Regions from separate parts of the Homo sapiens genome. Here all the other regions are linked to region 1. Evidence: chromatin loops called from intact Hi-C (ENCODE). Cell type or tissue: PC-9. All regions are shown on one strand. Each heading gives the region's core, and the rest is flanking DNA. Links, peaks and the distances in the headings are about the cores only.

Region 1 (4,441 bases), core at 184-4,183:
ATTGGAGGTGAGTCAAAAGCAGGCACCGTAACTCACGGGGCCTTGTAAGCCAGGGACACAGTTTCAGATTTTACTTCAAATGGAGGCAAAACCATGGGAGAGCCATGCAGAGACACCCCTTGATGAACTCTGCTTCACGCCAATCACTCTGGCAGCTAAGAAAAGTGCATTCTCTCTCCTTTTGCAGTTCTCCTGGTGCCTAGCACAGGGCCAAGGGCACAGTAGATGTGAGCCTAACACTTGTGGCCTTTGCTGATGAAGGACAGTGAAGGGGATAAGAAAACATAAAGATATTTTGGGCTGCAAGGGAACGAACTACTGAAAAACTACTGCGGCCCCCTCTATTTATGGAGATGCTGAGGCCTTGGAGAGGGAATTGACTTGTCCAAGGTCAACCAGAAAAGTGATAGCAAAGCCAGGGTTAGTATCCAGGTTTCTGCTGATTGCAGCTCCTCAGATAAAAGTAAGTGACTTGCCTCTCTTCTCCCATATCCAGAATTGATCTCAAACACTGTCATGAATCCCCAAGGGCCAGAGAGACACACAGCATAGACCAAGGTGAGTAAACTGTTTTCTCTCTTTCTGATGATCTGAGCTTTTTCCTGGAGAGATCTCAGGTGGCCAAGAAACCAAGTTGCCCACCTCATGGTTCAGAGGAAACAATAACCTCCTGGCAGCTTCCCTGGGAGCCCATGCAGGTGCCTCAGGGATTAAGGAGCTCCTGAAAACAACTCCTTTCCTTTGCAGGAAGTGATTTTCCACCCCTGAGGCATAACACCAGGCAGAGGCTCTATCAGTGCCTGCTGATATAATTAGCTCTGGACAGACTCTCCAACCAAGGCAGACACAACCAGGCCCTTGCTCTAGAAACAAAAAGAATGTTCTGGACCTATCCCAGTACACTTCCAAACCCCACGCCTTCCTGGGCAAGTCGGGGCTCAGAGACCAACAAACCCAACAGACTTCAGCAGCAGCCAGGGAGCTGGCAGCCTCTGTCCCCTGAAATGCCACTTTTTTTTTTGTGATTCAGCCTCTGTTTCAAGCTATTTTTAGTGTAAGCAAAGGCTGCATCTGAGGGAAGGTGGTGTGGGAAAGGGGTCTTTACTTTCTCTCTCCTTTTCAATGAACTGTCCTGTTTCCCTTAGGACAGCCATTTCACCAAAAGCCACAAAACATGTGGGGAGGGAGGATTAAAAAGAAAAATGGGAAAAAGGTCAAAATTCAGCCTGTTTGCTAAAAGTCTGGGAACAGTTCTAGGAAGGTGATAGTTTCTCGATCCTTTGCGTTAACCTGCTGAATCCTGGGCTGCTCCTGCCAGTGGGGAACCAATATGCCCAGTCCATCTACCTTCCGAATTAACCAACCTCCAGTAAACAAGGAAGGCCCAGAAGTTTGCTCTCCCAGGGACGTGGTGCAAACAGGTTTAATGGTCCCCCTTGATGCCCCAGGGAAGGATGTGTGCCCTTGGAGGCTTGTGAACAGAGAAGCAAGCTTCCGCTCACAGAGGACCCTGGCTTCCCACCCTCACCCCGTCTCCATCATGTCAGCACAAGGCCAATTTTACAAACTGAAATTAACTGGATGAGCAAAAAGATAGCCTTGGTGCTTAAGAGGCTTGGGTACATTTAATTGAGTTTCCAAGTGCCCTGATTCCTTAAGAAAGCCAGAGAAGCCACTGTTATGTCCTAGATCCCTCACTACTCAAACAGGAGAGAATAGTTTTTACAATAAAAATTTTAGGGCAAATGGTGGCTTTCTGTTGTTGTCATTTCCCTGAAGTAGGTTTTTTGTTTGTTTGTTTGTTTGTTTGTTTGTTTGTTTTTTTCTGGAAAAAGCCTCACTCTGGACCCAGAGTCTAAAAATGAGGCTTTTAGTGCACCAAATTGGGCTGTTTGGGGCCCGTAGGCACGAGTCAGTCTGCCTCCTCCTAAACATAGCCTCGTAAACTAAACTTGGAAGCATCAGCTTGCGTGTGGTCCCGAGTGTGACTTTCCAAGCATGCACTCCCCTGCAACGACAAAGGCTGATGACTTTGTCATCATCATCTCTATTTTTGAGTCTCCCTGCTAAACAAACTTTCTCGCAGCTGAAATGGAGGCTCTAAGGATATTTTTCTGACAAAAACGGAGTGCTAAGCCATCAGCACCCTCTGAAGGCCTTGGGGGAAAACCTGGGTAAGAAAAGTCTCCCAGCCCAACTCAGTAGCCGCAAATACAGACATTTCATTTCCTGAAATGCCTCCAGGGGGCGCCAGCTTTCATGGGTTGGGAAGGAGGGAGGGAAGGACGGAGGAATGGAATGAGGCGAGGAAGGAAGGGAGGGAGGGAGGAAGGGAGGGAGGGAGGAGGGAGGAGTGGGGGAGGTGGGAGGGGGCAGTGGGGAGGAAGGAAGGAAGGGAGAGAGGGAAAGAAGGAAGGGAGAGAGGGAAGGGAAGGGAGGGAAAGGAAGGGAGGGAAGGGAAGGAAGGTAAGGGAGGCAAGGGAGGGAAGGGAGGGAGGCAGGGAGGGAAACCAACTACTCACATATTTGCCCAGGCCCCTGGGATTCAGCTGCAGAACTGCACAGGATGTGCAATCAGGACTAGAATGTCTGAGCTCCCAGGCCTGTCCAAGGGACTGAGAGATGGGTCACAGGTTCTGACTTATCACTAAACCCTACTTCAGAAACCTTGCCACCCCAAATCATTCTAGAAAATGCAAGCATAACATTTCCACCTTCAACACTTTGGATGACTGCACTTTGCAGCTTTTGCTGAATGAACCAACATATGTCCAGCACATTGAACAGTATCTGACCCCGAGCAGGTGCTCCAGAATGTTTGAAGGAATGGATGAAGGGATGGAGGAATAGCTCAGAGGAGCTGCCTCGCATGTGCAGTAGAATCTGGGTCTTTATCTTCTGGTGACCTCACACGCTTTCCCATCTCCTTTCAATGAATGTGTGGTCACTACCTGTCAAAATGTACATCAAACCCACCTCCCCAAATACTGGTGCAGATGTGCCCTCCGAAACCAGCCTGTCCCTGCCCTGTCAGCCTCGCCCCACCTCCAGGGAGAAGTGGATACGGAGACCACAGTAAGTGCACTTGACCCTTTTTCCTTAAGACTCATCTGTTGTCCTGCCAAGGCATTTCCTGTGACACATGCGCCCACAACGTACAGCTCCAGGGAGAGCCCAGCCCGTTCTCCAGTCCCCAGCCAGCTCAGGGAGGCTATATGAAGTGAGAATTTCCTGGCCAATTTGACAATGGTGAGTCAGGCTGGCATGAGCCAGCTGCAAAGAGGACGCAGCCTGGACAAGCCTGAATTAAGTGTGTGCACAGAGCAAACATCATCATCTGGATGGATCCAAACCAGGGCTTGCCTGGGGCATTCAGAGCCTTTCAGATGGCCCTGCCCAGAGCTGCTCAGCACTCTTGGAAGATGTCTGGGTTTGGGGAGGCTCAAGGGCTGTTCTTCTACCCCTGCCCCAGAAAAGGATTTGTTCTTCACCCCCTGACCCGTCTGTCTCCATACCAGCCCATTTCCTCCATGACATGGTGACCGGGCTCACACACACAATAACAAAAATAATAATAACCATGCTTATCAAGCACTAACCATGTCAGAGGCACTGTTCTAAATATTTTACATGCATTAACTCATTAAGAGGCAGGGACTATTATTGTCCCCATTTTGTAGATGAGGAAACTGAGGTATGAGACAATGAAGCCACTCGCCCAGGGTAAAAGCCAAGCCCCTGAGACAGATGGAGCTGGGAGTCAGGAGTCTGCAGAGGCTGGGCTTCCAACTGCCCAGCCGCACCACACACAGCAGCTCCTTCCCAAGATGGGTGTCCCAGGGAGAGAGGCAATGCAAGAGCTGAAGTGAGTTTTGAGGCTGCTATGGGCTCCACCCATCCTCCTTGTTTGTTCCAATCAAGTGAGAACGAGACACAAGGAGCAAGATGGAGATCAAAAAAGAGTAGGAGCTCTAGTTCAGATCATGATGCACTGACAAAGGGGCAGGGTTTCTCACTCCCAGGCCCCAACAGAGACTGAAGCAAAGCGGACAGAGACAAGACAGGACCGGCAGAAGCAGGCCGGACTGGCTGCTGACTGCACAGAGGCTGCAAGTGCTCTGCTTGCTTACCAGGCCCCCACTGACCTGTGCTACGCTCAGTTCTGTATACTAGGGAACACCAATCAATGTCGGTGGATCACACAGGTGGATGAATGGACATAGATGGATGGGCAGACAGACAATGGGATGGAAGGCCAAAGCAGGCACCCACATGCACCTGGAAACTTCAGAGGAGAGGGAAAACAGCCATGCCAGCACTTGCCATCAGAGCCCTGAGGGCCTGGGAGCCAGAGATGAGTGGCCAGGATCAAGTGGGCTGTCCCTGGACCAGGAGGCTCTTCCTCACTCTGGAGCCAACTGAGGGTTGATTTCTGAAACTC
Region 2 (4,441 bases), core at 156-4,155, 89 kb after region 1:
AGTCACAAGGATAGATGAATGCTACGGTGATTCTTACATTTGCAGTCAGGACCACAGAGTGCTGGAGACAAGAGGCAGCTTAGAAACCATCTAGTGACTAAAGATGCAGAAATTCAGGCCCAGAACAATTAACCGGCCCACAGTGTTACTCCAAGCCAGGTATACTTACTATAAAAAAGAGTATCACAAAACTCTACATGTGAGGTATTTCATTTATGTCTCTTTTTGCTATTTCAGATGGTTTCCTCTCAGAACTAAAAGCACATTGTATTGCACATTGTAGATACTCAAAGTCTGTTAAATAAATAAACCAATGAGGTAATGTACATAACCCTGCAGAAGGATTTCAGTACAATGCTATTTATAATAGCAAAAAAGAGGAAAAAGTAAAGAGCAAATATAAGGAAAAGGAGTGAGCATCCATATAAGATATAGTCATTTAAAATATGTTTATAGAGTCCCAGTGTCACTTGGAAATGCTGATAACGTAATGTTAAGAAGAAAAGCAGAACACTAAATCGCACATATTCTAGGATCTCGGCATTATAAAGAAAAATGCACAGTAATATATTTGGGGGAAAATAAAACGAATCATGAACAGTAGTAGATGTTTCTGTTGTGATTATGGGAGGTTTTATTTCTGCTTCTTTGCACTCTGCTGTTTTTTGCAGATAATTTACAATGTGCCCATAGGATTTTCATAAGCAATGCGAGGGTATTAAGAAATAGAAAAGAATATCCACAGATATTATTCAGCCTTGCTGGGATTTGGAAAGAGACAGAGATCATTTCTCTCTTTTCACATAAAGAAGCTGATGAAACAAAGAGACAGAGACACTAGTGATGAAGGCAGGCATTAGCTCTCTGGTGTGGAGGGCCATCCAATGCCAGGCAAACAACAGATGCGGGATAAAATCCACTCAAACCACAGTGGGAGGGGGCAGGAGGTGTCCAGTCTTCCTCTTCACAAAGGTTCCATCCTTACCTTATCCAAAAGATGAGCAATACAAGGCTAGGCTCAGCCTTTACCAGCAGAGCCTCCCCAAAGACTCTCTGGCCCCTGCAGCCAATGACAATAAATTAACTATCACAGTGAGGTTTTTCCCCTTCGTCAGGCAATGTGCTATACACATTGTCTCATTAAATCCTCCCCATGTCTCTGAGGCAGGTCTTACTGTGCCCATCTGAGGGATATAGAGACCAGGACTCACACAGGTAAACCCAGGTGGCCAAGGTGTCACAGTTTGTAACCGGACCCCAGAAGCCTAAGCCCTCGCCCCTGTGCCCCGGCTGGTCATTCGTTCCTCCAGATCTTTGCAGCACTAAGAAGATGCTGCCTGGTGACATTTCCTGAATTGTTTCCCACGGGTCTTGTCTTTCAGGCTAGGACAAGTTGTTTAACCTTTCACGTGCGTCTGTCTCTCTTGCTTCCCTCAATTGGACTGTTAGCTCCTGAGGGGGATGAGGGGGTCCTGCTTTATAATTCCTTGTGTGTCCCACGGAGCCAAGCCTGGTGATGTCTTCAGTACTTGACACTTCAGATCTCAGAAAATACCTGCTCATCGATTATTGGATTGAATAGGTTAAGGAGGAGAACCGTCTCATGGGCAGACCTGGCCTGCAGCCAAGACAGAAGCTGGATGCGCCTCCCTCCGGACTCTTGACCCCACCAAATACGACGCCCATATATGTCAACTGTGGCATTGGTGTTTGTCCCCCACACCCCTAAACCACAAGCCAATAAATTGCAGGGCACTCAGACATCAGGATGTGTCCTTCACTTGCCACCAGACCTGAGCTGGCTACAGGCCAATGACAGCATAGGGCTGGCCCTGCCCGCCTCCCATCTGGCAGCAAGGATCCAGTTCCAGATTGTGACCTGTGGTTGAGTCTGGCACAGTGACCCAGGGCTCCAGCAGGCAAATCCCAGTCATAAAACCCTGGTCTGAACCAGCCACGTGATGGACCCCAGTTATCTCTTCCTAAATTGCAGCAGAGCTGATCTTCTTCCAGCTGAGCCAAGGGCCATCAGACAGGGACACGTTTACTTTTACTATCCTATTAAAGCATCCCAGAAAAAAAGAAACAGTCCCCATATCCTAGAGCAAGAAATAAGCAAATCATTATCTACAATGATATCCTTTAAGTCTAAGCTTGCCCAGAAGGTGCTGCACATTTGGAGACCAGGCTATGGCTCCCCTCTCTGAATTCTTTTGAAACCGCAGGGACTGTTACAGGCGCCTCCAAGACTCTGGAGCCACAGCTTGCCTAGCGCAGCTTCCCCCTCCCGGCAAAGCCCTCCCTGACAACCCTACCCACAGTAATCTCAACTTTCATGAACCTTTTCTCTCCCCATAGGGTGAACACATAAAGACACACACGTGCAGCCGGGCACGGTGGCTCACACCTGTAATCCCAGCACTTTGGGAGGCGGAGGTGGGCAGATCACCTGAGGTCAGGAGTTCGAGACCAGCCTGGCCAACATGGTGAAATCCTGTCTCTACTAAAAATACAAAAAAAAAAAAAAAATAGCCGGAGGTAGTGGCGGGCGCCTGTAATCCCAGCTACTTGGGAGGCTAAGGCAGGAGAATCTCGAACCTGGAAGGGGGAGGTTCCAGTGAGCTGAGATCATGCCACTGCACTCCAGCCTGGGCAACAGAGTGAGACTCCATCTCAAAAAAAAAAAAAAGATACACATGTGTATGCACATACACACGCGTGCACACACACACATACACACAGCGTGTACATGTTATTTCTCCAATGAAAGCATATTTCCCTTAAGGGATAGGACCAATCACTTATCTTTCCAGAGTCTAACTGAAAAATGGACCCAACATCCTTGAATTAATAAATAAATGAACAAATAAATTTGTTGATGGACTGGTCAGTTGATAATGTCAAGGAACTCCCTGCAACAGCCTACACAGGTTCACCCTCCTCCAAAATCATACCTTTCCAAGTCCAAGGAAATGCTCAATTCAATCATGCTGTTTTAGAAATAAAGTAATGAATGATATTAACAATTGTTTAGAAACTAACAGGTGCCTGGCCAGGCACGATGGCTCACGCCTATAATCCCAGCACTTTGGGAGGCCGAGACGGGCGGATCACAAGGTCAGGAGATCGAGACCATCCTGGTGAACACAGTGAAAGCCCATCTCTACTAAAAATATAGAAAAATTAGCTGGGCATGGTGGCAGGCCCCTGTAGTCCCAGCTACTTGGGAGGCTGAGACAGGAGAATGGCGTGAACCCTGGAGGCAGAGCTTGCAGTGAGCCGAGATCGCACCACTGCACTGTAGCCTGGGCAACAGAGAGAGACTCTGTCTCAAAAAAAAAAAAAAAAAGAAAGAAACTAACAGGTGCCAGGTACTAGGCTTTTGATATAAATCTCATACGTTAATCTTGTAAGTGAGGTAGTATTATCATTATTATCCCCATTTTACAGGTAAGAAGAATAAAGACCAGAGGGCTATCCACAACTGAAGTATAGACAGTGGGTGAGGAAACATGAACCAAATGGTTCTTCCAGACTCAGGGCCAGATCCCTGGCACAAAGTGCCTACCCTGCATTGCCTTCAGCTAACGTGCCAAGCAGACAGTTCCCATCCTTCAATTTTATTTAATCAAAGCAAAGAATTCATAAGAATCTGCCCATGTTCATTATTCAGGCAGATTAAATATTTGATAGCCCTGTAGTTTAATTTTTTATGGCTCAGAGATTGGAGTGAAGTGCTCCCTGGGAAGCCACACTGTCCCTGGGACAGGGCAGCAGCTGGCCAAGGAGGCCAGAGGCCGAGGCTCCACAGGGCTCTGCTCAGCACCCACGTGCATCTGTCCTGACTCCAGTAAGCTGCTCATGCTGGGTCCCAGGGCCAAAGGTTACAGACACTTTGTAAGTTTGCAAGAGAATCTACAAAAAGGAAAGAAGGGCTGTGGGGACAGGAGGCTTAGGGCATCACAAAATCAGAAAGGAACCCAGATGAACCAAAACATCCAGGTCCCAGGAAGGGGAGGCAGCCTCCTCCTTCTGTCTCTGACCACGCAGCAGAAACAAAGCTTTTGGACAAATGCATGAGACGGCATAAGGGCAGGATCAACTTGTCCATCTCTCTGCCAACTAAAGCACCACAGGGCCATTTGGGACCTTTTGCCTGCCCCTTCCAGCCACATGTAACCTTCACAGTCACTACATATTCCTCCCAGTTCACTGTCTCCCTGCAGAAGCTTGAAAGTCCACAGAGAACAAGAAGAGCTGGGAGCCAAGAGTCCTTCACAGCCTCAATCTGTTCTCCTCTGGCCTAAAGAAGCTCTCTTTCCTAGTCCTTTTCTTATCTTCAAAATGAAATTCCAGCAGTTTTTGTCTCAGCTACCCCAAAATGCCCAAATGTCATGCAGCATGATTTCAATCCCTGAACTGCTCCAACCCACCCCGATGC
Region 3 (4,441 bases), core at 163-4,162, 210 kb after region 1:
TAAAAGTTGTTGGCCAGGCACAGTGGCTCACTTCTATAATCCCAGTACTTTGGGAGGCTGAGGCAGGAGGATCACTTGAGGCCAGCAGTTCAAGACCAGCCTGGGCAACAGAATGAGACCTCATTTCTACCCCCAAAAAATTTACTTAATTAAAAAAAATTAGCTGGGCATGGTGGTGTGCACCTATGTCGCTTGAACTCAGGAGGTGGAGGCTACAGTGAGCTATGATTGCACCACTGCACTCCAGCCTGCACAACAGAGCAAAACCCCATCCCCCGCCCCCCAAAAAAAAGAGTTGCCTAATTCTTCATCTCAGGTCCCTTTTAGAAAAACTTATGTCATATCCCATAAACCAGGCTATCATTCCTTCCTAAAGATTAGTAGACCTAAGTAGGCAACTAGAAAAACAACACATCCGTCTGAGGTCTCAGGCTCACCTGGAAATGCAGGTCCTGGCCTCCCTGCCTCCACCCTCCCCCACCCCTTCCTTGTCAGGCAGCTTGGGCCACCCACCATATGCCGCTGCAGCCCATAAAGACTCTGGAACATTTCAAAGGCCTTGGCCCCCATCAGGTGTGGCTCCAAAAAACACAGGGTCACCTATAAAAGGTTGAGCACAAGGAAACAGCCATAAAACCCGCAGTCCTAACAGCAGACACCCAGTGGCCAGAACAAAGCAGCCAGCTGCCGGGCTTTCCAGGAACCACAGAGGGACATCCCTCCCAAGGACCGCGCCCAGCCGCAGCCCAGGGGCACATGGCTGAAAGGTCCTCAGAGGCCACCTGGTAAGAAGGGCCCTGTGTTGGGTGCTTGCTAGTTGCCAGGGACTGTCCCGGATGCCCTCCTTGAAGAGGGTTAAGGAGGTAACACAGGAAAGAGCTGGCATGGTGCCTGCAGCCCTGAGGGCCTCTAAAAGAGATGCTTCATCTTTCCTGAGCTTCAAAGCACCCGGCAAGTGGGACGTGATTCCCATCTTTTAGGCGGCAAAACTGAGGCCCTGAGGAGTAACACAACTAGGAAGTGAGCTTCAAGCCAAGTCTGTCTGTTCATCTCATGCTTTCTCGTGGGTTCCTGGAGAGGTCAGATGATGGGCTGTCAGTGCTCAAAGGGGCCTGGAGACCTCCCAGCCCTCTGCTGGGTACCCTCCCTACACAGTGCAGCCAGGCTTCCAAGGCAGCCTCCCTCCTCTGCTGGGACAGTCGTCAGGGGTGTTTCAGAAGGAGCAAGCCCCGAGCAGCCTCCCCACACTCTGGCCCAGTTGAGGGAGGTGACAGGGCGCCATCTCCTGCTCCCTTTCTGGAAAGCTTTCCCACATCCCAGGCCAGGCCCTGCAGGCCCTCAGGCTGGCTGATACATGGCAATGACAACAGAAATGGCTCACACTTGGTAGGTGCTTCCTAACTGCCACATCCTTTACACACAACTGCACAAATGCTCTACATCAGGGATGCCCATGTTATAGAAAACTAGGACTTATGGAGGATGTGCAACTTCCCCAAGGTCATGCAGCTATCAGCAGCCGAGCTGGAACTGAATCCATGGTCCTCACCATGCCACGCTACCCTGCTTCTGCCTGAACGCAAGCAGGTGCAGATAAGCCGCAACACCCATGACTATACCCACACACTACCATCTTCCCAGCCGCATGGCAGTGCTGCGGCCTAGACCCATGGCTCAGGCTCTGCCATCCACCCTTGGTGCAGCCCTCCAGCCTCCCAGACACCCCTGCATCAGCCTCTCTCTAGGTAACAGATAATACTGCTGAAATACCAGGCTGGCTTTAAGTTTTGGGTCCCACTGTCCCACTGTCCTAAGTCCCACTCTGACCTGTGGGACTAAAAGGAGGGATGGGACAATCATTGCTGTACAAGCAGCTCCTCCAGAGAAATGCCCAGACCCAGAGCAGCAACCCCTCATGGCCCTCAAAAAGGCATCTTTGGCCAGGCACAGTGGCTCACACCTGTAATCCCAGTGCTTTGGGAGGCCAAGAGGGGACGATCGCTTGAGGCTGGGAGTTCAAGACCCCATCTCTACAAAATAATTAAAAAATTAGCTGGGCACAGTAGTGCGCACCTGTAGTCCTAGCTACTTGGGAGGCTGATGTGGGAGGATCACTTGAGCTCAGGAGTTCAAGGCTGCAGTAAGTTATGACCATGCCACTGCACTCTAGCCTGGGCAACAGAGTGAGACTATCTCTTAAAGAAAAGAAAAAAGGCACCCCTTCCTAGAGTCCAGAAAGACGTCTGTATCTGGCAGTGCCCGTCTTCCTAAGTCCTTTCTGAGGGTCCTGAGCTGAGGGGAGCCAAGGATGCAGCTTCACTCCATCACTGGGTGGTCTCCTCTGGGAACTTGGAGTATTCCCTTCCTGCAGCAGGAAGAGCCACCAAGAGTTTATCGTGTTCAGTCCTTTTAGTCACCTAATGCCCACAGGCACCTTGACACCATACAAAGAACCCCTCTGGGGAAGCCAACAACCCCAAAACCCGTGCAACCCTTGCACCCTCTGCAGCCAGCCCTTGGTAGTGGCCTTACTGTACTCTCCCTCTCCATGACTCAGTTTGCCTCCAATAAGCCCTGGGGCCTCAAGTTCAGACTCACCCAACTAGACAGACCAGAAGTGAGCCTCTGCCCTGACATCTTCAGGCACTCTTTTGTCAACTACTCACAAGGATTTATCAGATAGGAAGGGAAAAGGACAGAAAGAACTGTGGGATAAGGAAGGCTCTGAATGTCAGAAAAGGGTCTGAGTAGGATGATTTGAGACTGAAGAAGCTACGTGGTATCACTTAGGAGCAATAAAGGAAAGATTAGGGCAGGTGAGGAGGATAATGGACAGTGGAGCCTGGCCAGTGCCAGCTGACGGACTAGACCGATCTTCCTACCTCTGCTTGCAAAAGGCATTGCTTCCTGCTTAGCATGCCTCACTGATTCCCATAAAAATGGCATTCATCTATATGCTGAGGTGGGCTGAATCATGGCCCTAGAAGATGTCCACGTCCTCATCCCTGGAATCTGTGACTGCGACCTTAACTGGCACAAGGGACTCTACAGACATAATTTAATTAAGGACCTTGAGATGAAGAGATTAGCCTGGATCATCCAGGTGGGCCCTAAATGCAATCACAAAGGTCCTTCAAAGAGGGAGGTAGAGGGAGATTTGACACAGAAGAGAAAGTAAGAGATGTGATGATGGAAACTGAGATGGAGCAATGTGCTTTGGATACGGAGCAGAAAGCCACAAGACTGGGGATGCAGGTGGCTACTGGAAGCTGCAAAAGGCAAGAAAAACGACTTGCCCCTCAGAGCCTCCAGAAGGAACCAGCCCTGCAGACGCTTTGACTTTAAAAGCCCAGGGAAACTGATTTCCGACTTCTCGCCTTCAGAACTGTAGGAGTATATTTGTGTTATCTTAAGGCACTATGTTTGTGGTCGTTACAGCAGCAAGGGAAAACTGACACCCACACTCAGCCACTCGAGAGGTCCCTTCTCCTGCTCAACACTGCTAGCCATTAGGGGTTAAGTAATTCACAAAAGAGACCCATCCCTGCCTTCCCGTAACATATTGTCATCCTCTTTCCTCCATCCTCTTTCCTAGGGTCCCTGTGGCCTGGACTATGCTGCTTTCTGCCTAAGTCCTCCCCGTCCTTCCAGCTCTCATTCCTTCCATGAAGCTTTGTTCCAGCCTCAGAGTCTTCAAAGACACCATTCCTCTGCACGTCCCCCTGCACCCACCCCTGGCTAATGCCTCTTCATCCTGTAGATCTCATTTCTTTTTTTTGGAGACAGGGTCTCACTCTGTTGCCCAGGTAGGAGTGCAATGATACAATCTTGGTTCACTGCAACCTCCACCTCCCAGGCTCAAGCAATCATCCCATCTCAGCCTCAAGAGTAGCTGGGACTACGGGGATGTGCCACCACGCCTGGCTAATTTTTTGTATTTTTCGTAGAGATGGAGTTTTGCCATGTTGCCCAGGCTGGTCTCAAACTCCTGGGCTCAAGCGATCCACCCGCCTTGACCTCTGAAAGTGCTGGGGTTACAGTCATGAGTCACCATGCCGGGCCTGTAGGTCTCATTTCTGCAGGGAAGCCTTCCCTGAGCCCCGGCCAAGGAGAGGATGCACCCCCACACACACACGCATTATAGTCCATAGTCTCTCATCACACTCCAGGCTGAAGTGTGCATATACGTGTGTAAGAGGGGATTATCTGTTCAATCTAGTCACTGATGATGGAATTGCTCAGACCTCTGAGGGCAGGGACCTTGGTTGTCCTGTTCACCAGTGAATCAACTCTCAGCCTGTTATAGACACTTGCATTGATCTCCCTCTGCCCAGAACTGCTTTATTTAACATCTCTATCAAAAAGAACCGTTGCATAGACATTTTTCCAAGGAAGGCATACAAATGGCCCACAGGTATATAAAAAGGTGCTCAACATCACT
Region 4 (4,441 bases), core at 231-4,230, 110 kb after region 1:
AAATATAACAATAAAATCCATCTTCCAAATAAAAACTGACCTAGTACACATTTTGGATTTTTTTTCTTTCTTCCAAAGCTCTGAGAGTTAGTTGAATCCTTTAAAAAGACAGCATGCTCACCTCTTTCTCCCTAGCACCAATGATTTGGAGAGACAGATCACTTCACTTCTGACATTCTAGATACATCTATATGTTGGGATTCTCCGTCCACCCAGCTAGGGCATTCTATGAAGCCAAGAATTTAGTTCTAAGCTCCCAAAGGAAGCTCTATTTCAAAAAGCCGGGTGGCTTTATTTCAAATTGAAGAGGCCATTAAATTCACAATATTTTGCCAAATGAATTTCTCAGTGATCCTGAGCAATCCTCTGAAGTCAGCTGTCCTTGTGCAGTCATGGGCCCAGCACAGAGCAGGCGTACATACTAAGCACCTGTTCCAGCAGGTAGAGACAGTGTAGTGACTGGGACAAGCCTCTGCCCTCATGGATCCAGCACTCCTTAAACAATTTCTGAAGAAACTCAGGGGAGCCAGTGACTGGTACATTCTCTGTTTGAGCTGCCACAAGTGCTGCGGGATTTTTCAGTGCTGGAAGGGGTCCCCACCATATTAGCAACAAGGTATCAAGTGCCAAACACTGTGCGACATCTTACCTAAGTTTTCACTGGGCATTTTCTGTTTAGTAAGTCAGGCACTGAGGGAGGGAACATGTGACATGTCCAATGTTCAGCTTGGCAAACAGTGAAGAGGGGGTCCAATGGGGGGCAGGGCGCAGGTGGCTGGGATATGGTGCTGGAGGGTCTCTCCACATAGGGATACAATTGGGTAGCATCTCCATCAGCTGACGTGTTCCCAATTGTCCTTTCTTGGTTATCTGCCTGCCTGGCAAGAATGTGTTTCTTACACTGCCGCCATGAGCTTACACTTCACTCACTATACAATTTATTCCACTCACTTTTCACAGTGATAGCAGGTTGCCCATATGGCTTTATCTCTTCTGGAAAGGGAGAGTGAGCATGTCCCTTGCCCCATCACCCTCCAGATATGGTGTCTGTGCAGCTGGCAGGATTGGAACCCAGTTCTGTTTCACTGCTCTTCAAGTGTAACCTTCATCATAGTCTACACCCTGCAGAGGAGAAGCCATGGAGTGGGAAGGCAGTGATGGGGAACCGAGCAACCGAGAGGGGTGCCAGACTAGCCCAGATCCTTGCAAACTTTCCCATGACAGCCCTGAAGGCAGAAAAGAAGAAACTTTTACCTCCTACCTCAGGGAGTCTGGATTAGAATTTGAAGCAAGCCTTCCACAAGCAGACAGTTTCTTTATATATATTTTAAATTTTATCTTTTTATTTTTGTTATATTTTTAGAGACAGGGTCTCACTCTGTTGCCCATGCTGGACTGCAGTAGTGCAATCATAGCTCATTGCACTATGATGCAATGAACTCCTGGGCTCAAGCAATTCTCCTGCCTCAGCCTCCCAAATCACTAGGTATTACAGGCATGAGTCACCATGTCCAGCCAGGAAGCTTCTTTAAATTGTTGCATTTTATCTTTTAAAATATGTATGCATATTTTATTCCTCCTCATGACAAATGTGATTGAATACAAAATAATATTCATTCCCAAACCTTCAAGAAGAACTGGTTCTCCAGGAAAATGTGCCATGATTATACTGCAGCTTCTAGCATTCCCTGTGAGGCTCTGGGCTGTGCACCTCTAATGCTGGAAAGTCCAAATCCAGGAGACTCGGGTCTCCTGAGATTCCTTGGCCATCTGTTCATTCATGCCATCCACTCACTGATTCAGGGCCCAGAGGAGCACCAGGGTTAACGGCTGGCGGCTGAGTCAGCAGCTCTCAAGGCAATCACCTTTTCCACCTACTCATGAATCACTAACCTGCTGCCCCCTTGCTACGTGCCTGGAAATGCATAAATGTGCTTAAAATAAGTGGTACCTGGGTAGCAAGTTTCTCACCAGCAGGAACCAGTCCAAGTGAGTACAGGGCAAATAGCAGTGCGGGGTGAAAATAAAGACTGACTACCACTGGCAACCCTTGGTCACTCTTCATTTATTCATCCAACATTGCTGAATATTTGCCCTGTGCAAGGCTCCATGCCCTGGCAATGGGGGGCACTTGAAGGCAAATAAGAGCTTTACAAGGCTCTAGGAGATGTCACTAGTATTCCAAAAACCCTAACAGAAGATACAAAAGATTAGTGCCATTAGAGAGGAAATGGGGTAGAAGCTTTGGTTGGGGGGAAGCTCATTAGTTAGAGGAGAGAGATGTTACTTCTAACTTAGAACATCAAAAACAGAAGCTTCCTGGCTTTAGCCCCAGGCCATGAAGAATGAGTGGAATTTCAGGATACACAGACAAGAAAGCAGAAAAGATAAAATGAACTCCCACATAAGGCAGGAGATAGGGGTGACTAGTTATGTGGGTTGCAGCCCAGGAACACAGGGAGGAATGATGGAGATCTTTGAGCACCAAGAAGAGAAGTTTGGACTTTTTGTTTTCCTTTGGTTAATGAGGAGCCATGAAAGAGTATTTGTGGAGGAAAGTGAAGTAATTAGCTAACATTTAGAAAGTTTAAGTGGGTAGTAAGATGTATGACTAATCAGAAATGACAGAGTCACGAGACCAGCTGGAAGAGTACTGCAAGAGTCCAAGCAAGCAGCAATGGAAGCCTGAACTAGAAAAGAGACAGCAGCAGTGGAGAAGAGTTGAGCCACGAGGATTTGGCAACTGACTAGAGAAGGCACCAGGAGAAGCAAGTCCCTGAAAACCATGCTGCTTGGGAAAGACCAACTCTTTCTCTCATTTCCTCTTAGGGAATTGTAAAAGGAATTCCCTATCACCATTTAAATTTGGTTAAATTCACCAAAGAGTGATGGGGTGAATCACTCTTTGGTGACTAACCCCTCTGGCTCTTGTGTAGAGCTAATTAGAGTTTCTTCTGGAAGATCTGAAACCACCAACAGTGAGACTCCTCAGATGACCCTGATGGGCAGGTCCATGATTCAATCTGTTTCTTCCAGCATCTCCCCACTGGCTGCAGCACATCTAGGGGTTCAACCTAAGGGAGCCCCCCTACTCTGGGTATGGTTAGAGCTCCTTTCAAGATCATTCTAATATCAAAAGAGGGAATCTTCAAGGAGCCTTGTTGGCTTCTTATACTTAGAGAGAAACCAAGAACACAGTCAGAGTTGATGTTTTTAAATACCAAATCTGTATGCATCTATCAGAGAGACAGAGAGAGAAAGAGAGAGAGAGAGTTAGAGAGAGACAGAGTTTTGAAACATGGAGAGAGGGAAAGAGAGATGTTCCTAGAGAGAGAGAGAGAGAGAGAGAGAGTGTGTGTGTGTGTGTGTGTGTGTTAGAGAGGGAGAGAGACAGAGAGGGAGAGAGAGAGAGAGAGAGAGAGCTTTGAAATATGAAGAGAGAGAGGGAAAGAGAGATGTTCCGAGAGAGAGAGAGAGAGAGTGTGTGTGTGTGTGTTTGTTAGAGAGGGAGAGAGAGAGAGAGAGAGAGCTTTGAAATATGAAGAAAGAGAGAGAAAGATGTTCCGAGAGAGAGAGAAAGAGAGAGAGAGAGAGAGTGTGTGTGTGTGTGTGTGTGTGTGTGTGTGTTAGAGAGGGAGAGAGAGAGAGCTTTGAAATATGAAGAGAGAGAGTAAAAGACAGATGTTCCTATGAAGCCCTCAGCTCCTAACCCTCTCTCTGGCTCAGTGTTTGAAGCCCCTCCAGCCGCCCATGGCAAAACTTCCTTCCAGAGGAGCAGGCCATGCATCCCAGACCCATGTGTATGCTGTCCCCTAAGAATGAGAGCAGTGCTCTGTTTCCCAAATGGGCAGGGGAAGCAAACTTTTGTTTCCATAGTCTATAAAACATTTTTAAATTTAAAAACAAATGCTTTGCAGCCTCTGAATTATTAGTTTTTTATTAAAAATACAAACAGCTCTATGGAACACCATGGGAAAATGAGGACTCTTGCAACTTCGTTTGGCTCCCTGTTAAACAGAATAATGTTCATGAGGAAGAAGGTACTGTTTGTTCCTTAAAATGTTGTATTGCGTACAATGGAGAAGAGCAACGTGGAGATGACTTTCCAATGTGTTCCCTTGAAATGACCTGAGGACCGAATCAGGAAGCTCAGTCTGACCAGCTCAGCAGACTACCCCCACTGCCCCATCCCAGAGCTGAACTTGCAGTCAGCCCTGATAAAAATCTCTGGACTAGAACCAGAGCACCAATATCAAGGGATTATCCATGAACTGACTGTTCTTTCCTGCAGGCAGGCTCCACGCTCCTGGGTGGCCAGAGTGCCAATCAGCCCTGTCCCAGTGCTCTAACGAGGTGCCCATTCACTGCCCAAGAGACAACATGCCCAAGCTATGACCCAGCTCCAAGATCTGAAGGGACCAGACTGCCTTCCTGTTTTTCT
Region 5 (4,441 bases), core at 264-4,263, 210 kb before region 1:
AGGAAATGAACGCAGCAGGCAAATTAAGGTTGCTGATAGGCTGACCTGGAGATGGGAAGAGTATCCTGGAGTATCCAGGTGGGCCCAATGTAATCACAAGAGTCCTTAAAAGTAGAAGAAGGAGGCAAAGAAGAGATGGCAGGAAGCAAGATCAGAGTGATGCAAGGTGGGGATGCACCCTTAGTTGCTGGCTGTGAAGGTGGAGAAAGGGGCCATGAGCCAAGGGGTGTAGGTGGCCTCTAGAAGCTGGAAAAGGCAAGGACATGGAATCTTCCCTAGAGCCTCTGGAGAGACCCATGTTGGACTTCTCACCCACAGAACTGCTTGGAAATAGAAAACTTCTACACCATTTTGCAAGGTTGTGAGGCTGATGCTTGGCACTCAGCAAGGCCTCTCTCTTTCTTCCTTCCTTCCTTTCTTCCTTCCTTCTTTCCTTTCTTCCTTCCTTCTTTCCTTCCTTCTTTCTTTTCTTTCCTTCCTTTTATTTTCCTTCCTTCCTTTCTTCCTTCCTTTCCTTCCTTGCTTCCTTTCTTCCTTCCTTCACTTTCTTCCTTCTTTCCTTCCTTCCTTCTTTCCTCTTTCCTTCCTTCCTTCTTTCCTTTTCTTTTCCTTCCTCTTTCTCTGTTTCTCTTTCTCTCTTTCTGACTTTCTTTCTTTTCTTTTCTTTTCTTTTTTCTTTTCTTTAGCAGGGTCTTACTATGTTGCCCAGGTTGGTCTCAAACACCTGAGCTCAGGGGTCCTCCTGCCTCATCCTCCCCAGTAGCAAGGCCACTTTCTTCTCTAGGCTGTTATTAGCTTCTGTGGGTACACACCATGCTCCACACATACTAGGCTTCATTCTCCCTGTCTTAGCCCATCATTGCAGCCTCCACTGAGCCCCAGCCTCTCACAGAAGCCTATCCTCATTCTCCCACCCACATGAGCTCTCACTCCTCTGAACTCCCATGGCCTTTACAGCCTGTACCTTGCAATTACGGGCTTAATTATATAGTGGGTAGTGTTACCTGCTGTCACTGCATGTGTGTTTATTTTGGTTCCAAAATGAGATTGAAACTTTAGTCTCAAACAGGAACAATGTTTTGTCCTTTTGTTGTTGTTGTTTTTAAGCACCTGTGCTTTTTTTATATAATCCTGTTTTTATTGCCTTCTGACACAAAAAAAGGACTATTTTGGGCATATATTTATAAGCAGATACCCTACATCATTGCAACTGCCCTGTGATTGGGCATTAACTCATTTTTCTATTTTCTAGCAGAGTTTACTGAAGGTTTTAAGGTTTAAGGTCTAAGGCCAGTTCTGATACAGACAATAGAATCAAGTTTATAGTTTTCCAATCATGGTTCCAATGACCATGGTCCCTTATCATATGCCGATTTCATCAGTCAAAGAACAGGGGATGGTGTTGGAAATCACAGTACCAGTAGGATACAGGGTGGCCCGGCATGTGTTCCTCTCATCCCAGTGCTGAGCACACAGTAGGTAATAAAAATGGGCTAGAAAACTGGCTGGTGAGTGCATCATTACTTTCCTCCTACTCCCTTCTTTAAATCCTACAAGATCACCCTCAACAAAAACATACACACAGGCAAGGTGCAGTGGCTCACACTTGTAATCCCAGCACTTTGGGAGGCTGAGGCGGGTAGATCACCTGAGGTCAGGAGTTTGAGACCAGCCTGGCCAACATGGCGATCCCGTCTCTACTAAAAATACAAACATTAGCTGGGTGTGGTGGCAAGTGCCTGTAATCTGAGCTATCGGGGAGGCTGAGGCAGGAGAATCGCTTGAACCCAGGAGGCAGAGGTTGCAGCGAGCCAATATCGCACCACTGCACTCCAGCCTGGGCAACAAGGGCGAAACTCCAAAACACAAAAACAAAAACAAAAAAACATACACACAAACAGAGGCAGCACAGCCCATTGACCTACCTTGGGGATACATTCCCAAAAGAGAATGAGACAGACGGACATATGAGTTCTCCTTGGAGCATGTTATTCAAATCTCAAAATAAGATAAAGCTCTCATTTCAAGGTGCATTTATTTTAGTGAGGTTTGGATTTGTAAGGGAAACAAAATGAATAAGTTGGTGGGTGGGGACAGGAATTAAAATAAGCAGCGTCTTGCTGCTTGCCGACATGACTGTCCTCACATCCGCTGCCTTATTTTTTATTCTGTTCTGGTTTGTTTTCTCCTGCGGTGCTTTAAAATATGATGGGTAGGTTAGAAAGAGAGACCGAGGTAATCCTGGCTTCTGTTCATTAAGCTCGTATGAAGTACGTGCTGTGCTACTCACATTACCTCGGTGAATCCCTATGAGGTGGGTGCTGTAATTAGCCCATTGTACAGGTGAGATAACTGAGCCTGAGGCAGATAAAATGCTCATGCTGAGCGACCCATCAGCAAACAGTTTAGCCAAGATGTGGACTGAGTTGGTGGAGCTCAGAGCTGAGCTTTAATCTACTCTGCGCCAATATCCGGGGTGTTCTTAAGCCCCAGTCTCTCTGTCCCAGATGGAGCAGGTCGGATCTCCAAGCTGCTGAGGGGCACTAGGACTCGGGAGACACCAGGCTAGCTCTGCATTCTTCTGGTCCTCCTGGCATTTCTAGAAACTGGAGGTGGGCAAGGAGGAGGGGGAAAGAGGAGCCAGGAGAACACGGAGTCTTAAATAAGATCTCTTCCCTCTCTTCCTGCCTGGAGTGAAGCCCTTTATGAGTAAGCACCGATGGAGGGATGCCAACACAACACAGCAAAACTAGCCCTGTCATTCCCAACCCAGGCCTCACAACTCCAAATCATTCAAGGGGTAAGGACACAGAAAGAAGAGCAGAGGAAGAGTGTGGACATAAAGTCAGACCACATACTGGGGAATGCACCCCTCCCACCACTCCCAGGAGATGTGACCTTGGACAAGATAATCTCTCTTAGCCTCAGTTTCTTCATCTGTAAATGGGGAAATGACAAGTCCTGCCTCATAGGTTTGCTCTGAGGATTAAGTGAGTCCGTGTCTGTGAGGGGCTTTCCAGAGTGCCCATCACACAGTAGGAGCTGACTACATAGTAGTGTCTCTATGAGTACACCGTTACATGCACTAGGATGATCTGCACAATGAATATATTCTGTACTATACAACACGCAATCATATGCCGACAATTGAAAACTAAACACGGTGTGGGGAGCGTTCTGGGACAGGTAAGGGCAGGGACCCTGCATTCACTCTGGTTTTTATCTCCCACAGAGCCAGCTACCGCACAGTCCTGTACCCTCAGCAGGGCCAGGAAAGTTTGTGCAGGAGAATGGGGATAGACTTCGGTTTCCTGCATCTTATCCCAAACCTCAGCCAGAAAAGGCAGCACCCTTCCACTTTCCAGGAGAAGGGCAGCCATGCCTGAAATGCCCCTATTTAATGGGATTATTTCTTCTCCTTTATAAGTCATATCTCATGGGAATGTTCATTTTCTCTCTGGAAGCTCATTGGTACAATGGTTGTTTCACAATGTAATAACCCATGTATTAAGTCAGATGAGAACCTCCTTGAAATATTATTGTACTGAATTCTCTTCCATAACAGGGAGATCAGTTTTAGATTTCACCCAAGGAGATTTCGCTACCAAAGAACCTAAAGCATTTCATTAAAGGTGCTTTCTCCTACAAGAGGAAAGAGGTTTTTTTATTTTTGTTATTATTATTTCATATCCCAAAAGGTTATTGTTCTATGTGTTCAATTTCAATAGTACTTATGCTTCCTAACCATACCGTATCATTTACTTCCTTATTAGGTTCAGTGTTTCCTGCTTTCCCAACACTGCAGTATAGGAGGGTAGGGGGATAGGACTCTATTTCTTCACTGTTGTTTCCCAATCATCTGGAATGGTACCTGACATATAGTAGATGCTCAATAAATATTAATATACAAATGGAAGCACATTTAGAGCACATTTCTTTTGGAAAGCGACCACAGTTGATACAAAGATGTATCTCATTAGAAATTCATTTCCACCTCTTTTATTTCCTATTCAATTTTTTTCACCCCCATTCTGTGTTTGTGCCAATAGATTTTTTATGAGATCACAACATATCTCCAAAAATCAGAATTAAATCATCCACAGGAAGGCTATGGATTTCAAAGCATACCAGAACTCCTGGCCCTAAAATGCTTCAGGGAACGTGTCACTCACCACAAGGAAGCTGGGCTCCACACTTTTACCGGGGGCATGTTCTGCTCACTGCAGAGGAGGATGTCTCCACCACAGTCACCAGGGAGCCCTTCCATCACCCAGGCCCACAGGGGACCAAGAGACAATGGACACTGGCAGAAAGTGCAGATTCATGAAGTGTGAGGACTAGAAGGTAATTTCATTTAAACCCCCATTCTTCAGATGAGAAAACTGAGGATCCAGAAAAGCAAAGTGGTTGTTCGAGTGCACAGGGTAATTAAGCACAGCTC
Region 6 (4,441 bases), core at 106-4,105, 250 kb after region 1:
CATCATCACCTTCATCACCTCAGCATCTTTGGAGAGGGTGCTTGGAGGCCCCTCAGATGCCATCTCCTGCTCTCTTCATCACCCCTGCCTCTGCTGATTGAAGCTTTTAGCAACTTCTGTGCTGTCCAAAGCCTCGGCTTAGTCAGGAATCATCAGAAACTCTCAGTGTTGATGTCAATATCCTTTCCTTCCTACAATCCCCAGTCTCTCACCTCCTCCCTGAATGGCCTGGCTGGTAAGCACTGAGAGAGTGCTACCATCCACCAGAAATAGACATTCCCAGGCCTTTGCCCAGTTCTCTCTGGCCATTTCCACATTGTTCACAAACTTTTGCACCACTTCCAGAAAACTTGGCCCCTGGCATTACAAATTTAGGAAAAGGCTCTGCACAGACAGAACCTCAAACTTAAAAGGAACCTTAGGTATCTTTGATTTGATGTGTTTCTTCATTTATACAATCAAAATAAAGCCAGAAACTTCCCTGCCTACCTCGAAGGGTTATATGTGAGGATGAAAAAGAAGGCTGGGCATGGTAGCTCACTCCTGTAATCCCAGCACTTTGGGAGGCTGAGGCGGTGGGATCACCTGAGGTCAGGAGTTCAAGACCAGCCTGGCAAACGTGGTGAAACCCCATCTCTACTAATAATACAAAAATTAACTGGGCATGGTGGCACATGTCTGTAATCCCAGCTACTCGGGAGGCTGAGGTATAAGAATCGCTTGAACTCGGGAGGCGGAGGTTGCAGTGAGCCGAAATTGCACCACTGCACTCCAGTCTGGATGACAGAGTGAAACTGTCAGAAAGAAGAAAGAAAGAAAAGAAAGAAAAAAGAAAAAGGAAGGAAGGAAATATTATACAGATCTTAACTATAATTACTGTGACCCCAAAAATGGACAGGCAAGTCTAACCAGATCTTCTGACCCCTGAGCTCGTAATTGTATGTGCACATGCCTGCATGTCATGCTGTCCACAGCATGTCCACAGCCAGACTGTGGCCAGACTCCAGGGCACAGCAGAGCCCCTCCAGCCTAAATGAGCTCTCTGACTACCCAACACCACTCCTTTTCTTGCCAGTCCCTGGACAGCCTTGGAAATGGGAAAGGTATAGAGAAGCACTCTAAGCCCAGCACATCTTCCCCTAATGTAGGTGTGTCTGCAGGCTGGAAATTGAGGTCCATTGCACAAGAACTGAAAGTCTCAACAGAAGTAGAAACTTCACCCTCTGTTCTGAAAACACCACGAGCCTTATTTTTATTTCTAAATTCATTCAAAAGCTTCCCAGAGAGAAGGGCAGCCTCTGTACCATGTGCATGTGTGTCTATGGCAGCTCTCAAAGCAAATCAGAGGTTTCAAGCTTAAATATTCTAATCTGAACAGTCCTAACTGATTTAAAAGAAGTAAAAGGAAGTGCATAAACATACATACTAAAAAAGCAGAGTGACTAAGGTAAAAGGAGAACAAAAAAGATTATTTGCTAAAATGTTGGCCAGCATCGCAATTAATGTGCAATGGATTTTCTTTTCCTCCAACCTGGACCTAGTTCCAATACTCTGACATCAATCTTCGCGATTTTGCGATGGAGAAGCCAGGTGGTGACTCTTTAAATGATCTAGCGCCCTCTGGTGGATTTTCCTGGCACATGACATTATTTCATGAATGTTCAAAAAAGGGACTTAATTTAACAGTCTGAAATTTGAGATATGAAAATTCCAAGAGGAAAACCCTGCTGGAAAAAAAAAACTACAGGGAGTAGGAAGGAGGCATGGATCAGGAAGATGTTGGTCCAAGGATACAAAAATTCAGTTATACAGGAGGAATAATTTCAAGAGATCTAATTGTGCAACATGGTGACTACTGTGGATAAACAATGTTTTTTTGTATACTTGAAAACCACTGAGAGATTTTAAGTCTTCTCATCACAGGTAAATGATAAGTATGTGAGGTAATACATGTGTTAATTTACTTAAGTTAGCCATTCCACAATGTATGTGTATTTTGAAACATCATGTACACCATAAACACACTTTTTGTCACTTAAAAAAATAAGAAAAATTGATAAAAAAACAACAAAACCCTACAGCTTCAACAGTATGAATTATCTAGTTACCAGTCCTACCAGCATATAAGCTGTTGTGGATAAAGGCAGCTAACAAAGTTCATGTTATTACTATGACTTGATGTCAGATCTCAACTGTTACTGCCACCAGTAACCCTGCCCTTCCTTGAATCACCACTGTGTTTTCTTTTAAAGTCAGCAGTATCCCTCTTTCTAACCACCCTTGGTCTTCACAGTCTCTTTGTGAAGTAAAAAAGTGCAGTAGTGGCCAGGCGCGGTGGCTCACGCCTGTAATCCCAACACTTTGGGAGGCTGAGGCGGGCAGATCACCTGATGTCAGGAGTTCGAGACCAGCCTGGCCAACATGGCAAAACCCCATCTCCACTAAAAATATAAAAATTGGCTGGGCGCGGTGGCTGACGCCTGTAATCCCAGCACTTTGGGAGGCCAAGGCAGGTGGATCACGAGGTCAGGAGATCAAGACCATCCTGGCTAACACAGTGAAACCCTGTCTCTACTAAAAATACAAAAAATTAGCCGGGCGTGGTGGTGGATGCCTGTAGTCCCAGCTACTTGGGAGGCTGAGGCAGGAGAATGGTGTGAACCCGGGAGGCAGAGCTTGCAGTGAGCCGAGATTGCGCCACTGCACTCCAGCCTGGGCGACAGAGCGAGACTCCATCTCAAAAAAAAAAAAAAAAAATAGCTGGATGTGGTGGCGCATGCCTGTAAGCCCAGCTACTCAGGAGGCTGAGGCAGGAGAATTGCTTGAACTGGGGAGATGGAGGTTGCAGTGAGTCAAGATCGCACCACTGTACTCCAACTGGCAACAGAGCGAGACTCTGTCTCAAAAAAAAAAAAAAAAAAGGCTGTAGCTATTTTCCCACTTTACAGGTGAGAAAACTGAGGCTTAGCTCTGCCAGGTTACTTGGCACGACAAGGAAAGTCTGTTACCTCTGAAGTGATTTATCTGTTTGTAATTTATAATGCTGGAGAGTGGGACTTACAGAACAAGCTTTCACATGCTTACATTTTTATAGATATTTATTTTATATTTACTTCTGCTTGTAAGAATAATTCATATGTATTATAAACTTTGGAATATAAAAGTTTCATATAAGCTTCAAGTCAGTGACAAGAAAAAAGAATATGTCACATAGAATCTTACCACCCCAAAATAACCACTATTAATATTTTTATATATTTATCTCATACCTTTTCCTTGGGTGTGTATTTCTGCAAAATTAGGGTTAGATTAAACATCTAACTTTTATCCTATTTTCCCTTAACATGAAACTGTTAGCATTTTCTCTAAGTCATTAAATATCATGGAAAACACTATTTTAAAAAATGATAATTGGATAACATTTCAGTAGATGGCATACTCCTGGCATTTAGATGATTCCAAAGTTTAATATGTTTTAAAATAAATTATAAAACTGTGTGCAAATGACTTCTAGTTGTCAAAAAAGATGTCCAGAAGATTTCCACTGACATGCTTCCATCCTGTCTCCAGTGCCTCGGGAGAGCAGGTGTGTGTAGGAAAGAGGTGCCTGTGGCAGTCAGTCTGGCCGTGGGATACTTCCCAGCCCTGCCCCAGGTCACTGGCCTCAGATCAGCCAATTGTGATGAAGAAGCTTTGAGCCAGGGCATGTTACCCGCAAAGTAATTCTCTTCTTTTCTAACACATCAAAGCCAGTGCATTGGAAGAAAATAATGCTGTGGTCTCATCGTATCCTCCTCAATCATTGCGCCACCTGCCTGCCAAGATACAAACTTGCAAGAACATCATCTTCATTCCCCAAAGGACATCCATGGCTAGGTCAAAGAAGGCACAGCTCAGGCACAATGCCCTGCCTAGAATTCACCTTTCACCACCATTCTGCAGGATTTCCAGAATAACGATTCTGCAGATTCCTGTGTCCCTTTCCTCTCTGTGATCAGTGTCACCCCCCAGCAGAACACCACTACTGTGGGCCTTGCCTCTGGGAGGTAGGCAGGGCAAAAATCAGTCCACCCATTTTTGCTAGTGGGAGAAGAAGGCACCAAAAGGAAAAAGATTTTCCTCAGTGCTACAGAACTTGTCTTCCTGACTGACAGACCAAAAAGCTTTCTAATCCTTTTCTTAGAGTATTCCTGATTTAATCTTTGCAAAAGCTCTAGTTCAATGCCTGGGCAGTCCAGGACTTGACTTCTTACTCCTAGTGCTCCAAAATAATCCAATGACCGCAATCTAAGGGACTGTGCAGATGAAGCAGGGACTTACTCCTGCCTCTTCCTGGTAGCTTTTGCAATATTTGCAAGTAAGAACAATGCTGAGATCATCCTTCCCACTTACAAACCCTCTTGGGAATAAGGAGAGAAGTCAGGAAGTACAACATCTCTAA
Region 7 (4,441 bases), core at 272-4,271, 120 kb after region 1:
ATCTGGTAAATAGCTCATCTGCGTACTGTCAGCTGACCTCAGGATGTGACTATACAGTCGTCCCTGTCATGGGCGAATGCAGGCTGATGGCACAGGGGTAAAAGAATTTACCAAGAAAATCATAGGTCAAGAAAGGCAGATTTATTAGAGAAAGTGGGGAAATATGTTGCCTGAGAGACAATGGGCAAGTTAGCCTGAGAGAAGCTAACTTCCAGAAGACAAAAGCTTGCTGCAGATTTTAGAGAATGGAACTTGGGCTGATTGATAATGCCAAGGCAGCAGGGAGCTTAACTTGCATTCCTCTGTCAGCCTGGATGTTTGATAAATTGAGGTGTTTGATGGTGAGCAGGAAGCCCGGGAGTTATGTATGTTATCCGGGCATGAAGGCCAAATGTCTTGGGTCATATATCCTGGGCCATATGCCCTGGGCCACAAAGAAAGGCAGACCTGTAACTTATCTGGTTTCTCTTTTGTTTAAATTCTCTGGACGTGAAGAAAGGCAGATTTATAGCTTATCTGCTTTATCTCTTGCTTTCCCCTGGTCCCACCAGCCTGACTCCTTTTCCCTAATTAGGACTCCACAGTCCCCCCTTATCCATAGTTTCACTTTTCATTTTTTCAGTTACCCACAGTACAGTACAATGAGGAATTTTTGTGCTCTGTAATGAGACAGAGCACAGTCACATGACTTTTATTACAGTATATTGTTATAATTGCACAATTTTATTATTCATTACTGTTGCTCATCTGTCACTGTACCTAATTTATAAATTAAACTTTATTGCAGATATGCCTGTGTAGGAGAAAACACAGTATATACAGGTATCGGTACTATCCATCTGCAGTTCCAGGCATCCACTGGGGTCTTGGAATGTAACCCCTAAAGATAAGGGCATCTACTGTATTTGGAGACAGGGTCTTTAAAGAAGTAATTAAGTTAAAATGAGGTCATTAGGGTGGGCCCTCATCCAATATAACTGGAGCCCTTATAAGAAAAGGAGATTAGGGCACAGACTTACACTGAGAAGACAGTGTGAAGACATGGGGAGAAGACAGCCACCTACAAGCTAGGCAGAGAGGCCTGTGATGAAACCAACCCTGTCAACACCATGATCTTGGACTTCCAGATAGTAAGGACTGAGACGGTATATCCGACTTGAGCCTTAAGTCCAAGCCACCGTTCCACTATTAACTCCCACCAGGACAAGTGCAGTGGCCTGAGGGGCCCTTCTGCTTCCACTCCTGCCCTTACTCCCTGGCCTTACTGTTACAAGAGTGAACTTCACCAGTGTTAACCAGATCACACGCGTGGCTGCCTAAATTCCTCCAATATGTCACCTAATACTGAGAAGGAAATCCAAGCTCCTCACCATGGCCAACAAAGCCCTGAAAAACGGCCCCTGCCAGCCTCCCCCTACCCAGCATTTCCCCCACCCCCACCATCACCACCTCATGCCCTAAACTCCACTCAGAGTGGCGTTTTTGCTGTTTCAGAAACAAGCAAGCTAATCCTTGCCACCAGGCCTTTGCACTAGCTGGTGCTACTACGTGGAACGCTCTTCCCCCAAATTTCCTCCTGGCTGGCTTCCTCTGAGTTCAAATGTCTTCTCCTCGGAGAGGCTTTTCCCATCCATCACAAAGAAACCCTCAGCATCATCTCACGCTATTGTCTTCCTACAAGTTAGCAGTAGCTTATCACTGTCTCCCTGAGAGCAGCCACCGTAGCTATCGAATGCACTGCTGCCTCCCGGGAGCCTAGCACTTATTCCAAGGCCTTGGAGCTTAGTAAATATGTGTTGCCTGGATAATGTATGTGAAAGAGCTTTGCAAACTGTAAAGTGCTGCATAAATGTAAGATAATGTCACAAATATCAAAAAGAGCCAGCCAAATAATTCAAAGAAAATAGGAAACAAGGGGAGAAGAGGGATGAGGAATTCAGAATGAAGCTGAGAGATTTCAAGTGATGATTCAAGAAATAAACCAAGCAACCAATTTTGTTAAATATGTGAGGCCACAGGGCGAGGGAAGCACAAACCACTCCAATGATCCATTCAGGCCATGTCTGCTCCACTCAGCCATAGAAACTGCATAAATTACAGGCAGCAGCAGTTTTCCTGGAGCCAGGCAGTAGAACACTCTCCTTGGTGCCGGCCTGGGAGGAGGATCCTGGCCTGGCAAGCAGGGCTGACTCAAGCTCATTGCATTAGCCCTCCCCTCCTGCATCTGGGCCCCTCTCACCGCAGTGCTGCCTGCCCAGGACCTGCACTCCTCCAGCGGGCGGGACTGTGACTCACAGATGGCCTGTCACTCCCAGTGCCAGCACAGAGCACCACCCGTGCCTATCTTTAGAAGTTTCGCAGGCTGAAAAATCAATTTGCCCGCCTGGCACCTGGGTCTGGGGCCTCCCCGCTAACATCAGTGGCAGGCGAAATGTGGCCTCCCCTCTGCCTGCCCTGATGCGTCAGACCTTACTCAGGGTCCCGAGGGCCTGGCAGTGCCGCCCAACAGACTCCTGTGAGCTGCTGCACCCACAGGTGTGCTGGTCTGCCCCTCAGAGATAGCCAGGCCTCACCAGAAGATGCGGGCAAACACCACGCCCTAGAAAATACTGGCAAGGGGGAAGCGAATCACTTTGCATCCTGGCTGCCTGACTGGCACATTCCCCAGGTGGTCATCTGGCACCTAATCCATGTGTGGTCACAGCAAACTGGCTTGCCCAGGTGGTACAAGTTCAGCCTCTTCCTCCAAGCAGGGACCAGAGGTAAGAGAACAGCACACAACTCCACGCCTTAATAAAAAGGCCCAGGAGGCAGATTCCCAACGCAGTGACAACTCCCAGCTGGCCCCCAGGCTTCCCAACTACTGAAAATGGCCACATGTGACTCCCACAAGCCAAAGGGACCCTGTATTACTGGGTATGCGGAGAGAGAACCATCTCAGACATTTCACCATATTAATAATCTCTCTTTCAATAAAGACTCGCTGAGCACCTGGCAGTGGCAGGGTGGGTGGAATAGGGTAAGAATAAGCTGAGGAACAAGAGAAAGGAAATCTCTGGCCCTGGCCCTGTACTTTCTCCTTGCACCTGTGGGCGCTCTGTGCTCAGCCTTTGAGATTTCCAAATCCCCTCTGACCTTCTGCCTCTTCACTCACGTCTAGACACCATTTTTACAGAAACCAGGAGCTACTGCCTGTTTTGTTTTTTTTTGTTTTTTTTCCAGTAATACAGCCTAGGGCCCTGCCCACCCCACCTCCTTTTCTTTATGAGATACAGTGAAGTCCAGCTGTCCTGCAGCAGATGAAAACAGAGAGAGGGCTCTCACCCGCTAGCTCTAGTTGAGAAATGAGAATGCCCCAGAAGAGCTTAAGGGCTCAAAAGCCATCTCTGAGAATTTGCAGAAGCACAATCCTACATGTTTGCTTCCTTAATCCAAAAAAGGATCCAAGGTCATGTGTCTACAGGAGCCAGCCTGTTACGGTGAGTGAGGGGTGCTGCATTCAGCACCGGGGGATGGGGGGGAAAGGAGAGCGTGCAATGGCTCTGCCCAAACCAATCATCACCATGAGGGGACACAGGCACACAAAGGTACATTTTCAATCTTTTATTTTTTCAAAAACAGCTAGCAATCCAGATTTTTATCCAAAATCTCCTTTGTAAATATAGGCAATTGATGAAAAAAAAAATTAAAAAACAATGAAGCCACATGGGCTAAACCAAACACACCTGTAGACTGCCAGTTTGTCCCCTCTCATAGGTAGGATGGGGTGACTGAATTCTGGGGAGCACGTTCAGAGGTCGCTATCTTTCTCTGCTTCTCCCCAGAGAGGTCTTCCTAGGCTGCCTCTCAGACACACAGCACCAGCCAGAGGGCAAGGACCAACTGATAAGCCAGGAAGTGTGGCTCCCATCACTTTGAGGAGGGAATCAGGAACTCTTTGGAAACCCCTGCTGTACACCTTGCTGGTGCCATTTCCCAAATATTTGTGGTTCACCCCTCGGCTTTCAGTGTCTCTTTCCTTCTCTGCCTCCCCACCCAGGGCTAACTCCTCTCCTTCCTGAAGACTCTGTTCAAGCATCAGCTCCTCCAAAGAGCTGCCCACTAAGCAGTGCCCCTCCCTCCAGCCCCTGGGCTGGGAGGCTTCCCGGCACCTGGCATATCATGCACTCTGCATGCCCACACACAACTTCCAGGCACTTGATTGACCCTCACTAGCAGGGAGCTCCTCAAGAGAAGGGCTGGTTCTCTTCCATCCCTGTTATCCCTGCAGCCAGCGCAGATCTTGGAACACAGAGCAGCTCCACACAGAACTGAACCAGCAACTTCTCCAGGAGCAAATGTTTTCTGAGCACTGGCCTATACCAGGTGCATGCGAAGGGTGCATAAGGCCACTGAGATGAATTTGACATATCCAGGGGCTTCAGAGGATCACAGTCTCTTG

What was found. Peaks named below come from ENCODE experiments on the same cell type or tissue, not always from the same donor. Only the 100,000 strongest peaks of a DNase experiment are listed, where the experiment ranks them.
Region 2: it touches region 1 in a loop (2.2-fold over the local background); 2 of 110 quality-filtered maps call a loop at or near these places.
Region 3: it touches region 1 in a loop (8-fold over the local background); 7 of 110 quality-filtered maps call a loop at or near these places.
Region 4: it touches region 1 in a loop (6-fold over the local background); 14 of 110 quality-filtered maps call a loop at or near these places.
Region 5: it touches region 1 in a loop (11-fold over the local background); 68 of 110 quality-filtered maps call a loop at or near these places.
Region 6: a loop joins it to region 1, with 12 times the contacts of the local background. A loop is called at or near these places in 91 of 110 quality-filtered maps.
Region 7: it touches region 1 in a loop (5-fold over the local background); 9 of 110 quality-filtered maps call a loop at or near these places.

Annotation. Positions count from the first base shown.
Region 1 is chr10:77,389,827-77,394,267 of GRCh38, forward strand. The region is part of intron 2 of KCNMA1 (potassium calcium-activated channel subfamily M alpha 1); the gene reads right to left. Among named protein-coding and RNA genes, the nearest start is that of KCNMA1-AS3, 41 kb to the left of the region's middle. In PC-9, for the core only: a CTCF peak has its summit at 2,216 (motif pointing right); DNase peaks (open chromatin) are centred at 792, 2,234 and 3,205; H3K27ac peaks cover 968 bases.
Region 2 is chr10:77,478,443-77,482,883 of GRCh38, forward strand. The region is part of intron 1 of KCNMA1 (potassium calcium-activated channel subfamily M alpha 1); the gene reads right to left. Among named protein-coding and RNA genes, the nearest start is that of KCNMA1-AS3, 130 kb to the left of the region's middle. In PC-9, for the core only: no CTCF peak of the experiment used is centred there; DNase peaks (open chromatin) are centred at 1,376 and 1,769.
Region 3 is chr10:77,604,412-77,608,852 of GRCh38, forward strand. All of the region lies in intron 1 of KCNMA1 (potassium calcium-activated channel subfamily M alpha 1), which reads right to left. Among named protein-coding and RNA genes, the nearest start is that of KCNMA1, 31 kb to the right of the region's middle. In PC-9, for the core only: CTCF peaks have their summits at 1,276 and 2,514; DNase peaks (open chromatin) are centred at 740 and 2,580.
Region 4 is chr10:77,503,246-77,507,686 of GRCh38, forward strand. The region is part of intron 1 of KCNMA1 (potassium calcium-activated channel subfamily M alpha 1); the gene reads right to left. Among named protein-coding and RNA genes, the nearest start is that of KCNMA1, 130 kb to the right of the region's middle. In PC-9, for the core only: CTCF peaks have their summits at 1,947 and 2,150; DNase peaks (open chromatin) are centred at 1,696 and 2,906; H3K27ac peaks cover 3,714 bases.
Region 5 is chr10:77,176,841-77,181,281 of GRCh38, forward strand. All of the region lies in intron 5 of KCNMA1 (potassium calcium-activated channel subfamily M alpha 1), which reads right to left. Among named protein-coding and RNA genes, the nearest start is that of KCNMA1-AS2, 38 kb to the left of the region's middle. In PC-9, for the core only: no CTCF peak of the experiment used is centred there; a DNase peak (open chromatin) is centred at 2,672.
Region 6 is chr10:77,640,380-77,644,820 of GRCh38, forward strand. No RefSeq gene overlaps it. Among named protein-coding and RNA genes, the nearest start is that of KCNMA1, 4.8 kb to the left of the region's middle. In PC-9, for the core only: CTCF peaks have their summits at 1,613 (motif pointing left), 1,826, 3,803 and 4,004; DNase peaks (open chromatin) are centred at 1,602 and 3,802.
Region 7 is chr10:77,511,699-77,516,139 of GRCh38, forward strand. All of the region lies in intron 1 of KCNMA1 (potassium calcium-activated channel subfamily M alpha 1), which reads right to left. Among named protein-coding and RNA genes, the nearest start is that of KCNMA1, 120 kb to the right of the region's middle. In PC-9, for the core only: no CTCF peak of the experiment used is centred there; DNase peaks (open chromatin) are centred at 2,443 and 2,583; H3K4me3 peaks cover 1,389 bases; H3K27ac peaks cover 3,251 bases.